Regions from separate parts of the Homo sapiens genome. Here regions 2, 3 and 4 are each linked to region 1. A link is a contact called in ENCODE Hi-C or POLR2A ChIA-PET data. All regions are on one chromosome and are shown on one strand. The core of a region is the stretch at or near the end of the contact, and the rest is flanking DNA. Distances in the headings are between cores, read along the strand shown.

The links. A loop is a pair of places that touch in the nucleus more often than their neighbours do. ChIA-PET counts read pairs that join two places held with the same protein, here RNA polymerase II (POLR2A). Pooled maps may share reads with other maps.
Region 2: a loop to region 1 is called in a pooled map, with 8 times the contacts of the local background. The contact joins the promoter of URM1 here to the promoter of TOR1A in region 1. A Hi-C loop is called at or near these places in 1 of 37 single-sample maps with no recorded cell type and 3 of 50 pooled maps. POLR2A ChIA-PET finds 5 or more read pairs at or near these places in 2 of 52 experiments (BJ and activated B cell).
Region 3: a loop to region 1 is called in a pooled map, with 10 times the contacts of the local background. The contact joins the promoter of ODF2 here to the promoter of TOR1A in region 1. A Hi-C loop is called at or near these places in 4 of 50 pooled maps. POLR2A ChIA-PET finds 5 or more read pairs at or near these places in 2 of 52 experiments (K562 and activated CD4-positive, alpha-beta T cell).
Region 4: a loop to region 1 is called in a pooled map, with 5 times the contacts of the local background. The contact joins the promoter of SPTAN1 here to the promoter of TOR1A in region 1. A Hi-C loop is called at or near these places in 6 of 50 pooled maps.

The regions. Positions count from the first base shown.
Region 1 is chr9:129,822,628-129,825,537 of GRCh38, reverse strand. TOR1A (torsin family 1 member A) reads left to right here and starts at 1,402. Exons shown (of 5, transcript NM_000113.3): 1 at 1,402-1,630; 2 at 2,692-2,910. The coding sequence starts at 1,453. RefSeq lists an enhancer at 1,208-1,517 and a silencer at 1,928-2,017.
Region 2 is chr9:128,369,998-128,372,907 of GRCh38, reverse strand. URM1 (ubiquitin related modifier 1) reads right to left here and starts at 1,534. Exons shown (of 5, transcript NM_030914.4): 1 at 1,493-1,534. The coding sequence starts at 1,527. RefSeq lists enhancers at 1,336-1,435, 1,499-2,362, 2,363-2,910.
Region 3 is chr9:128,454,466-128,457,375 of GRCh38, reverse strand. It overlaps ODF2 (outer dense fiber of sperm tails 2), which reads right to left and starts at 1,370. Exons shown (of 21, transcript NM_001351578.2): 1 at 1,121-1,370. The coding sequence starts at 1,284. RefSeq lists enhancers at 89-824, 1,418-1,467, 825-1,560, 1,598-1,687, 1,561-2,297 and 1 more and silencers at 218-267, 478-627, 658-757, 888-1,197.
Region 4 is chr9:128,551,206-128,554,115 of GRCh38, reverse strand. It overlaps SPTAN1 (spectrin alpha, non-erythrocytic 1), which reads right to left and starts at 1,529. Exons shown (of 57, transcript NM_001130438.3): 1 at 1,420-1,529. It overlaps LOC101929270 (a long non-coding RNA gene), which reads left to right and starts at 1,703. Exons shown (of 4, transcript NR_188457.1): 1 at 1,703-1,748. RefSeq lists a silencer at 1,116-1,885.

The sequences.
Region 1 (2,910 bases), core at 153-2,652:
CCCCCAAGGAGGTGGAGCAAAATCCCCGACTCCTTACGTGTGGGCTGTGCATGGGGACGTCCTTCCAAAGAGTACAGTAGAGAAAAGAGGGGTGGGGGGACCTGACAAACACTACTTCAGTCAAGTGATCAAGTCAGCACCAACAGTGGTAAGTAACGTTGAACAGTAAGAACCCTTCCTTGGTAGGATGTGATGAGCATAGCACTTTACCTCTGTGATCTTCCTTCCAAAACGCCATAACGCTTGTCTAATCCTGAGAAAAACATCAAATCCCAATAGAGGGCCAGCCCACCAAAGATTTGGCCAGTACTCCTCAAAACTATCAAGGTCATCAAAAATAAAAAGCTGAGGCCAGGCGCGGTGGCTCACGCCTGTAATCCCAGCACTTTGGGAGGCTGAGACGGGCAGATCATGAGGTCAGATCAAGACCATCCTGGCCAACATGGTGAAACCCCGTCTCTACCAAAAATACAAAAATTAGCCGGGCATGGTGGTGTGTGCCTGTAATCCCAGCTGCTCAGGAGGCTGAGACAGGAGAATCGCTTGAACCTGGGAGGCAGAGGTTGCAGTGAGCTGAGATCATGCCACTGCACTCCAGCTAAAATAAAAATAAAAGGCTGAGACACTGTCATTAACAGTAGTCTAAGACATGACAACGAAATATAATGTGGTATCCTGAATGGAAACCTGCAGCAGAAAAAGGCATTAAGTAAAAGGAAGGAAATCTGAATAAACTACACTTTAGTTAATATGACAACAGTGCATCGTTAATTTTAACAAATGTAGCACACTAATAATGTAAGATTTTAGTAATAGGGGAAATTGCAGGGATGGGTGGCACATGGGAACTCTCTACTATCTTCTCAATTTTTCTGTAAATCTGTTCTAAAAAATAACGTCCGTTATTATTATTATTATTATTATTATTATTTGCGGGGAGGGGACACAGTCTTGCTCTGTCTCCCAGGCTGGAGTGCAGTGGTGAGATCTCGGCTCACTGCAATCTCCGCCTCCTGGGTTCAAGCGATTCTCATGTGTCAGCCTCCCCAGTAGCTAGGGCTACAGGTGCCTACCACCACACCCGGCTAATTTTATATTTTTAGTAGAGACGTGGTTTCACCATGTTGGTCAGGCTGGTCTCGAACTCCTGACCTCAGGTGATCCGCCCGCCTCAGCCTCCCAAAGGGCTGGGATTACAGGCAGGAGCCACCATGCCTGGCAAAAATAACGTCCATAAACAAAAACACGTGGCCAACAGGGGCGGAGCAGAACCGAGTTTCCGGAAGCAAAACAGGGCTTTGTACCGAACAAAGATGGCGGCCGCCGGCGTCGGGAGGAGGGCTGCCCTGAAGAAAGATGGCCTCCGCGAGAGGAGGAACCGGAAGCGTGGGTCTGGCGGCTGCACCGGTTCGCGGTCGGCGCGAGAACAAGCAGGGTGGCGCGGGTCCGGGCATGAAGCTGGGCCGGGCCGTGCTGGGCCTGCTGCTGCTGGCGCCGTCCGTGGTGCAGGCGGTGGAGCCCATCAGCCTGGGACTGGCCCTGGCCGGCGTCCTCACCGGCTACATCTACCCGCGTCTCTACTGCCTCTTCGCCGAGTGCTGCGGGCAGAAGCGGAGCCTTAGCCGGGAGGGTAGGCTGGGGCGGGGGCTGGAGGCTGGGGCTGGGGCTGGGGCTGGGCGATGGCACTAGGGCTGAACTAGGACCAGGGCATGGAGAATGGAGGATGGAGGCCGGGGGATGGCACCAGGGCCGGGCTAGGACTAGGGCTGGAGCGGGGCCTGGGGGCTGGGGCTGGGCGATGGCACTAGGGCCGGGTTGGGGCTGGGGCTGGGGCTGGGGGATGGAGCGGGGCCCGGGGGCTGGGGGTGGGGCTGGGGGATCGCACTAGGGCTGGGTTAAGACCAGGGCGGTTGGCTGGGGCTAGGGGATTGAGGATGGTGGATGGAGGCTGGGGGATGGCAGTAGGGCCGGGCTAGGACTGGGGCTGGAGCGGAGTTTGGGGGCTGGGGCTCAGGAGCGGGGGCTGGGGCTGGGGCTGGGGCTGGGGGATGGCACTAGGGCCAGGCCGGGGTAGGGGTCACATCCCAGGAGGGCCGGGCCTGGGCAGAGCTGAGTCCGCGGGGGCCGGACCCCGGAAGCCAAGCGGCCGGCCTGCAGGATGAGGCCTGGCTCCTCGGCCATGACCACAGACGTGCCAGACTTAAGTCGGAGACCTGAGGAGCCAGGCTGCAGGTTGGCCTACTTTGCGCTAAGCTGGGGGTGGACCAGTGGTAACCTCCCTCCGAAGTGGGTTCTGCCTCCTTTCTAGCCTAGCGGGAGACAGGAAGGATGGTGAGGACTCTTCCGCAGCCGACCAGGAGGGACCAAACTGTTTCCTTTCCCGGCTCTGCCTTGGGGTGGGAGGAGCAGCACAGGGGTTAGGGGTGCAAACTGGTGGCAGTGGCAGTGGCACCAAGGGGCTTTTCGGGAAGGAGTCGGGCCAGGGCTTTAGAATAGGCAGGACCAGCAAAGGGAGGGCTCCCTGGACCGCCGTCCCCTCTGGGCCAGGAGCTTACAGACCGCAGTACTTGAGGTTTCGCAAGGTGCTTGGAGGGCGTCTAGACGGCTTTGCTGGCTTTCTTATGGGCTGTAAATGTGGCTACATTTTGCCGCTGTTTCTTCCCCACTCCTGATTGGCTTTGTCTTTCCCAGCACTGCAGAAGGATCTGGACGACAACCTCTTTGGACAGCATCTTGCAAAGAAAATCATCTTAAATGCCGTGTTTGGTTTCATAAACAACCCAAAGCCCAAGAAACCTCTCACGCTCTCCCTGCACGGGTGGACAGGCACCGGCAAAAATTTCGTCAGCAAGATCATCGCAGAGAATATTTACGAGGGTGGTCTGAACAGTGACTATGTCCACCTGTTTG
Region 2 (2,910 bases), core at 285-2,784, 1.5 Mb after region 1:
GAGATGAAGTCTCCCCATGTTGCCAAGGCTGGTCTCGAATTCTTGGGCTCAAGCAGTCCTCCTGCCCAAGCCTCCCAAAGTACTAGGATTACAGGCATGAGCCTCCATGCCTGGCCCAGATAAATCTTAACACAGCAGTCTGTGGCTTCTCTCTTTCCAGCTCTGCTGAGGCCTGTCAAGGAAGCAGGGATCCTCCTAGAATCCCAGGCTTTGGGGAGTGTAGCTGGGCCAAGGGTCAGTGAGGCAAAACAGTGAGGAGTCCAGACCAATACAGTTCTAATTGGATCCAAGCAGCCAGACAATATCAATTAAAATGCACTTAGTCATGAGACTTACCCCCCTTCTAAGGGGCAGAAATGCTGAACGCTGTAGGGCACGGACAGACTTCTATTTATCTTTGTATCCTCAGTGTCTGGCTTGCTGCCCGGCACATGGTAGGCACTCAATAAATGGCTGGTGAATGAACTACCCAATTAAGGGAAAACATGAAAGAAATGGGAGGCATCCAATGAGAAGAAAGGCACTGGGCAGAGGTTTTAGATTCCCATCCCAGACTTTTCCTGTCACATAGACCTTGGCTTATCTACACACACACAGGCACACACACACACCTACCTATTCCACACACACACACACACATCCCTACCTATTTCCTCTTTTCCACGTGATACTGTAAAGTACACCACCCATCTTTCAAGGCCTGTTTCTTTGCCTTCTCTCTAAGCTCTGCAGTTTCCCTCAGCTTTGAAACCATATGACAAACCTGTTTGTAGGAAGCACAAATAGTGCCTTGGGTAGACTTCCTCCCTGCTCTGTGTTTCTTCAGTAACTGGTGTGTGTCCCAATCTCTGCATTTTTCATCTTGTGTATACTATACTGTCCCTGTTAGTTCCCTTCAGTGTGATTTCTTATTTGTCCCCGTGTCTCCACCTGACTCCAGTTCTGCAGAAGGCAATCAGCAAGTTTACTGACTGTCCTGAAGGAGGCTCAGGTCTGTTTACCATCCCCAAGTCTTAGGAAAGAAAAAGAAAAAAGTCCCGCCCTGGCCACTACATCCCACGAGAAACAAGACCTTAATAACAGTGTAAAAAGAAACTGCTGCCCAAAGAATGAAATCAGCGGGTGGAGGGTGGTCCTTCTAGGTTCTAGGAGCTCAGATGCCAAACAGATGGGATTGGTCCGAGATAGGAATGGAAAAGAAGAGAGAGAGGCTGCCTGCTAACAGTCACGACCTCCGACTCCGGCGGAGCACAGGGCACCGAGTGGTACACAGAGAGCATTTCCCTCCCAATGTGCGCCTCTATTTCCGGACAGACGGCCTCACTGCCAAGAGAGACTGGCCTCTCAGACTCTCCTAGGCGGGTAGCGTAGCTCACAGCGGGCACTGGGACACCCAGTGATTCGGCCGTGTCAGGCCCCACGGCAGAAGGAAAGGAATTCTGGGCCCGACGACTTCAATCCATCCCCACGGCGCCCCAGCTCTGTGACTCACCCGAACTCCACCTCCACTGACAAGGGCGCAGCCATGTTGAGGAAGCCGAGCTCGCAGGAAACTCCCCTCAACTTCCGGCGCGCCCGCAAATTTCCGGGCGTCTCCGGGTGCCGCGGACGGAAGAGGCGGTGCCCAGGGATCCAGCTTCGTCAGCTGTTGGAGGAAGTCATCGAGGGGAGGGGAGGGGAGGGGAGGGCAGCGGAGGGAAAGGGGTGGCAGAGGGACTATCACCGGCGCTGTTGGGGCTGTGAATCGGTCTCCTTCCGTCTTTCACCGACTGGGCTCAGAGACCCAGGGTGGGAAGCGCCTTGTACGGGACCACAAGCAGGCGGAGGAGAGCCCCCAGGTTTTTTGCGACGTGACCGTGAGCCACGTAGCTGCTTATCTTGCATGAGTTAGAATCTCTTCAGTCTACACACCGCTTGGGCCAGCCCATCTACTCGTCTGGTTGGAATTATAAATGACTCCCAGATCTTTATTTCCGACCCAGAATCTCTCCTGAGCGGGCGACTCGCTATCCAGCCGCCCCCTTTGCTGTCGATTTGGAAGTCACTCGTTCAACAGCTGTTCATTGCGCCTCCCTGTGCCAGGCATTTTGATCGGTGCTAGTGGTAAAGGGGATGGGCAAGGTTCCTGCCTTTAGGGCACTCACAGTCTAGCGGGGAGACTAACTGTAATCAAATAAGCATACTAAGACATGTACAACCTCAAACTTAAATAAAGGAACTGAAGTTATAGGAACTTCAAAAAGAAAACTGAGTAGACTGGACTTGCTGGGCTCTAAAACCTGAGTAAACTAGGTGGCTGTGAGGGGAGAGAAACCTCTAGGAGCATTCCAGTGAGGAGGACAAAAGGCCCAGAGGCTCTGGGTGAGAACATGCTGGAACATGGAGAGGAAGGTGGAAGTTAGGGAGCCTGACTTTCATCCATCTAGAGAGGGAGCTGCAAAGGTGCTCAGGGGCCAACCCCTGCCTTGTAAGCAGGTAAACATTTCAGTCTCTAGGAGCAGTGGGAGACTACTGAAGGGTTTTGGGAGACAGTGACATTTTAGAATTGTGTTTTAAAATATAATTTCTGGCTGCAATATGGAGAATGATTTGAGGGGAATAAGGAAAGAGACACGGAGACCACTGGAGCCTGTTGCAAAAGCTCAGGGCAGGCCGGGCGCGGCGGCTCAGGGCAGGCCGGGCGCGGCGGCTCACGCCTGTCATCCCAGCAATTTGGGAGGCCGAGGCAGGCGGATCACGAGGTCAAGAGATCAAGACCATCCTGGCCAACATGGCAAAACCCTGTCTTTACTAAAAAAATACAAAAATTAGCTGGATGTGGTGGCGTGCGCCTGTAGTCCCAGCTACTCGGGAGGCTGAGGCAGAAGAATCGCTGGAACCCGGGAGGTGGAGGTTGCAGTGAGCTGACAT
Region 3 (2,910 bases), core at 121-2,620, 1.4 Mb after region 1:
ATTGGGTCAGCAGGCTCTGCTCAGGGGGACCCAGAGGGGCAGGCTTGTCAATGAGCCTCTCAAGGGGCCCGGCATCAAACGTCCTCTCTGAGGGGAGAAGGGTGGAAGCTTTGGGGTTGGCAGTTGGATGAAAACTTGGGAGGCGCTCCTCTACTGTCCAAGTCGCACAGCAACTGTCCTGCCAAAGTAGGGGGAAATAGTAGAGGCTGAGCGACCTGGGGGCAGAGGGGAGGAAGGGGAGGGGACGGGGCAGAACCGCGAGGGAAAGGACCACCGCGCCCGGGTCCCACGCGGAGGACTGCCGGTGGCTACCGGGGGAAACCTGAGGCGCCGGCGGACGTGCGGAGAGGGCGGGTGAGAACCGCTCGGCCCCAAGTGGGCCCCAGAGGGCCAGAACCGCGCAGGGAGCCGCGGGGATGCTGGGGCGGGGCCGGACAACTGTCTCCTAGGAGAAGGGGCGTTACGGAAGAACAGATGCCCGAGAGGACCAATAGTGTTTAAAGGAGGGAGGCGCGGAGGTTGCACGGGCCCCGGGCGCCCCGCCGCGAGGGAAAACCGAACAGAGTTCTGAGCAGGATAGACGCCGGGCTGGGAGGGGGCGGGCGGGACCCCCCCCCGCCGGGCGAGGGCCCTGGCAAGCCGGAGACGGTGCCCGGGGGACAGCGCTGCCTACGGAGGGCGTACAAGTGACTGCCATGTGGAGGCCCGAGGAGAGGACGAGGCGGTCGGGGCGATGCCGCCGACGGGCAGCAGAGCGAGGGAGAGCCTCTGTCGGCGGAGAGAAGGGACGGCCACCCACCAGCAGGCAGGAGGGTACCGGTTTCTGCCCATAGAGAGAAAGGTGAAGCCCTGCCCGCGGGCGGCAGAGGAGGGGCAGAGCCCCGTGGTAGCCAAGAGAGGAAGGAGGCGGCCGACCGCCCGTTAGCGGGAGGAGGAGAGGCCCCGCGCCGGTGGGCGGGGCGGGGGCCCAGGTTCTGACAGGAGGGGGACGAGCGCAACGCGGCGGGGAACCCAGGACCCGACGGCCCCGCGGGGTCGACCGCGCCGGGGGTGCGAAGGCGACGGTCTCGCCCGCGGTGCCCCGGAGGGCGCTGGATCCCGCCTGCCGGCGGCCTCTCACCAGGAGCGACACGGCTGCGCCCAGAAACGCCGCCTTATGAAGTCGTTGAAGTCGGAGGCCAGGGTCGTGCCATGGAGACGCCGCGGCGGATGCAGTCTGGCTCTGGCAGCGGCTCCTCCCCGCTTCCGCCTCCTTTTCCGACACCCGGTCGGCAGCTCGCCCATTGGCCAGTTCAAACCCCCCCGGGAGCCGCTTGGGTTTCGCCATCGAGGCCCAGCCCCTAGCGTCACAGAGATGCCCCGCCCCGCCAGAAGGGCCGCCCACTTCCGGGCCACGCGTCCCGTCACCAAGGAGACGTGCTACGCGTCCAGCGGGCCTGGCCGGGTCTCGCCCCCCATTCAAGGCCTTTCCCGCTCGGCCCTGTTTCCCCTGCCTTGGATCCTCCCGGATTCCCCTCACTCAAAGGAGCGTACGGTTCCGACGCCCTCCCCTCGGTACCCACCAGGAAACTAGGCTCACAGAGGACCCATGGAACTAGTTATTGGGAGCTGCACACTGCCTCCGAAAATCCAGCCCTGCCCCTAGTCCACTATTAATGCGGAGATGGAGTCGGCTTCTGCGCATTCCCCGGCCTCTCCCCTGCCCACATCGCCTCTGTCTTGGCCCCAACAGGAGAAAGGGTCGGCATTCCCCTTGCTGTTCTGTTCACTACCTTCCTGCACTTTTTTTTTTTTTTTTTTTTTTTTTTTTTTTTTTTTTTTTGAGACAGATTCTTGCTCTGTTGCCCAGGCTGGAGTGCAGTGGCGCGATCTCGGCTCACCGCAACCTCCGCCTCCCGGGTTCACGCCATTCTCCTGCCTGAGCCTCCCGAGTAACTGGGACTACTGGCGCCCGCCACAACGCCCGGCTAATTTTTTTTTGTATTTTTAGTAGAGACGGGGTTTCACCGTGTTGGGCAGGATAGTCTCCATCTCCTGACCTCATGATCCACCCGCCTCGGCCTTCCAAAGTGCTTGTATTACAGGCTTGAGCCTCCGCGCCCGGTCTACTACCCTCCTGCACTCTCTATGCCGCTCTGTGTACAGACCTATTCTGATGAGGTCCTTGCTGGTCCGCCATCTTCTCAATTATGCTTCACTGTCAGCCAGTCAGGGGAGGTCTGTCACGTGGCTCATAATGCCGCCCTGGAATCTGGGAGACCTGAACCACCTCCGGGCCAACTGGGCCACAGTCCCTTGACCTTTCTCCAGTGACCCCGCAGCACCTTAGCCACACAGCTCCAGGGTCACACAAGTGTTTCACCTGCAATCCTAAAGTCAGACTCGCAAACAAAACCTGCTTTTCCGCCTCGCTTTCACAGTATACTGCATACTGAATTTGTTCTGTAATGTCAGGGAGCTCCCCAATCCCTTGATCCATTCATTGTCTCTCTGTTGAATAATTGATAGATTTCCTAATCCTCATTAACCATTTAAGACTGCGGTGGCTCACGCCTGTAGTCCCAGCACTTTGGGAGGCTGAGGCAGGCGGATCACCTAAGGTCAGAAGTTCAAGACCAGACTGCCCAACATAGCGAAACCCCGTCTCTACTAAAAATACAAAAATTAACCGGGCATGGTGGTGTGTGCCTGTAATCCCAGCTACTAGGGAGGAGGAGGCAGGGAGAATTCCTTGAACCTGGAAGGCGGAGGTTGCAGTGAGCCAAAATCACCACTACACTTCAGCCTGGGTGACAGAGTGAGACTCTTGTCTCAAAAAAAAAAAAAAAAAAAAAAAAGTATATACAGGTTCAAGGAAAAGAGGACAGGAAAAGGAGGTCCCGGTCCTCCTGGGGCAGGCAGGAGATGGTT
Region 4 (2,910 bases), core at 280-2,779, 1.3 Mb after region 1:
GCCTTTACTGCAGCACTTTTTTTTTCCTCCGCAGCACATTCAATTTGACCTTTCAAAATCTAAGACATTAGTTAGCTGCAATGAAAGGGAAAATAAACGACTAGTTAAGGAGTCGGAACCTTGACTCAATGGCTTCATATAGCTGAGTGTTCCTCCTGCTATTTCCAAGATTTTCTGTTTCCTGGCTCCAAGACACCCCCACCCTTCCATCTTTGATACATTCTGTTTTACTTAAGGCCAATTGCTATGACGACGCAATTTCTCAACACATTATGAAAATACTTCATATGGCCTCTCTCCTGTTCTTCCCGAACAGCCATGATGGTAAGTTTTTCTAAAATAACATGATGAAGACAGAACAAAGGGCTTAAATATTTTAGGATCTATTATATAAAAGAGATCTGATTAGATGTTGGAACAGTTCAAGCATCATCTCAACCCAGCTTTCTGAGCTATTTAGGCTTTTCATTTAAAACATATTCAACTTTTAACAAGGCGCTTATTTAAAATATATTTTACTCTAGTACATCAGAGACTTTTGAAAGCGATGTTCTAGGGGAAGCGTCTAATCAAATTCTCAGGGACAGCTTTCAAACAAAAGACTGTTCTATCATTCAACAGTGGTATGGTAGAATTTTTGACACTGTATCTCGACTCGAAAGACCCAGTCCCAGGAAACACACACACAAACAAGAACGCTAAGCTATTAAGTTATTTGATTTGAGCCACATACCATGCAAGCACTGCATTTACCTATTATTTACAAGCAAATCACAACTAGGAAGAAAGAAAAATGTTTATTACAAGGAAAGAAAAGGAGACGGCCAGTCTCAGACCCTTCTGCGTTCAGAGAGACGGCAGAGATTCGCCATGCAGGATGAAATTAAGGTCAGAGAGCCGTTTACGCTATGCTCGGGCTCCCCGGGCTCTTCCTCCCTCTACGGCTGGCCGGCATTGCTGGTGCGATTCGGAAGAACGAGCTGCAGAAGTCGCTCCCGGCCGAGGGAAGGGACCGGGGGCGGTGCGGGGAGCGTTCTGCAGGGAGGCGGCTGGCGAAGATCCCGACGAGGGAGCCCCCACCCACCTGCCGCAGCCGGATGGGGCAGGGCAGGGCCGCGCCGCAGCCAGGCTTGGGGGTGGTTGGGAGGGACCCGGCGGCCTCGCGCCCCCTCCCCCCGTCAGTGACATTCCAGCGGCGGCGCCGAGCCTCGGCCCGGCTGCTCCTCCGCAGCCCACGCGCCACAAAAGCAGCGGCAGCGGCTTCCCCCACTCAGCCGAATGGAGGCAGCCCCGCGGCCCGCCCGGCTCACCTGTCCGCGCGCCGGCCCCGCCCCGCCTGAAGAGCTGCCCAGCTCCCACCCGGGGGTCGGCTGCCCGGGGCCCCGCTCCCTCCCGGAGCTCCCCGGCTGCCCCTCTCACCGGCTCTCGGGGGGTGAGGGGCGTGGGTGCGTCGGGCCGAGGGGTGCTGAAGGACCGAGGAGCCTCCGCGGCCTCCGCTCCACACCGTTCACTCCGCAGCGGGTAGTGGCGGCGACGCGCGCGCCCCGCCTCTTTTATAAGCGGCTACGCGCGCTCCCGCGGCGGGCGGGCGCGAGCGCCGGGGGAAGCGCCCCGGCGCTGCGCGAGGGGTGGGGGAGCGCGCCGGCGGAGCAAAGGGGGCGGTGCTCCCGCCGGCTCGCCGCCCGACCGCCCGGCGGAAAGGGCCGAGCGATCCCGGAAGGAGCCGAAGCGACAATGCGGGGGAAGAGGTGAGCGAGGGGCGGGCCGCGGGAGGATGGGGAAATGGGGCGCGCGCAAGGGGTGAGGGGTGATGGTGCAGTGAGGTCACTGCCTACGCCCTGGCGGTAGAGACGCTCCCGCCTCACCTCCCTCCCCGCAGCTTGCGCCCCGCCACCGCCCGCCCTGCGGACAGTCGTCTGCATCGCACCACTCCGCCCTGGGAGCTCTTCCAGGACTGCGGAGAAGGGCGGGGCGGGGGTATCGCTGCAGTCTGGCTGGGGATGCTGCGCGCCCCGGCCGGAAAAACGCCCAGTCCCAAAGGGTGAGATCACCCGAGTGCGTCTCTTCCTGCTCACTTTCCCGAGGAGGAGGCTGGCGCTGGGGTCCCAAGTCAGCCTAATTCGGTGGGGGCTGGGGTCAAGAAGACGCGGATGATTTGGGGCCCCGGGTTTGAGGAGGTGGTGAGAGGAAAAGGCCAAATCCGAATCAGAAAAAAAATTAAGTCGACTAATTTGGGGCATAAAGCTGTCATTCTGGGATTTGGAGAGTTAATTTCTTATGTTCTTGGAGATTATGGGGGAGGAAACGGCAGCGGCAAAATAATAATTTCTTACATTCCTGCAACAAAAGCTTTCTCACAGGTCGCCAGTGGAATAGGCTACATTCATCCTATTTCATAAACAAGACATTAAGGTTCTTTCTGGCACAATTAATCGAACTTGCCTTGTGTACTAGGCACTATGCTAAGTATTTCGTGTTACCTTTTCATTTCTTAATCTTTGCAATAATTTTATGAGATGTTTTCCCATTTTACAAATGGGCACTCTTACATAATGCTCATGTAGGCTAAGTCTCTTGGCCCAGGTCAGGCAGCTACCAATTGGAAGAGCTAGGATTTACATCTCAGCAGTCAGAACCTTCCCTTTGCAACCGTATGTGTATTGCCTTCAAATAGGAAAGGGAGGCATTTTGATGCGGGTGGCTGCTGGGGTGCAGAAAGAGAAAAATAAGATTCTCAGAATTTCTGATACTTAAAGTCCTAGCAGTTTAAGGTCCTGGCTCTAAACTCTGTAGCCAGAAGCCCTGGATTAGGAAGCCCTTTCCCTATCCCCATTCCGGTGACAGCTGGGCCGCAGCCACTGGGAGTAACACCCAGATCATTCCTGTGCAGTCAGGCAGACGGGGAGCTCT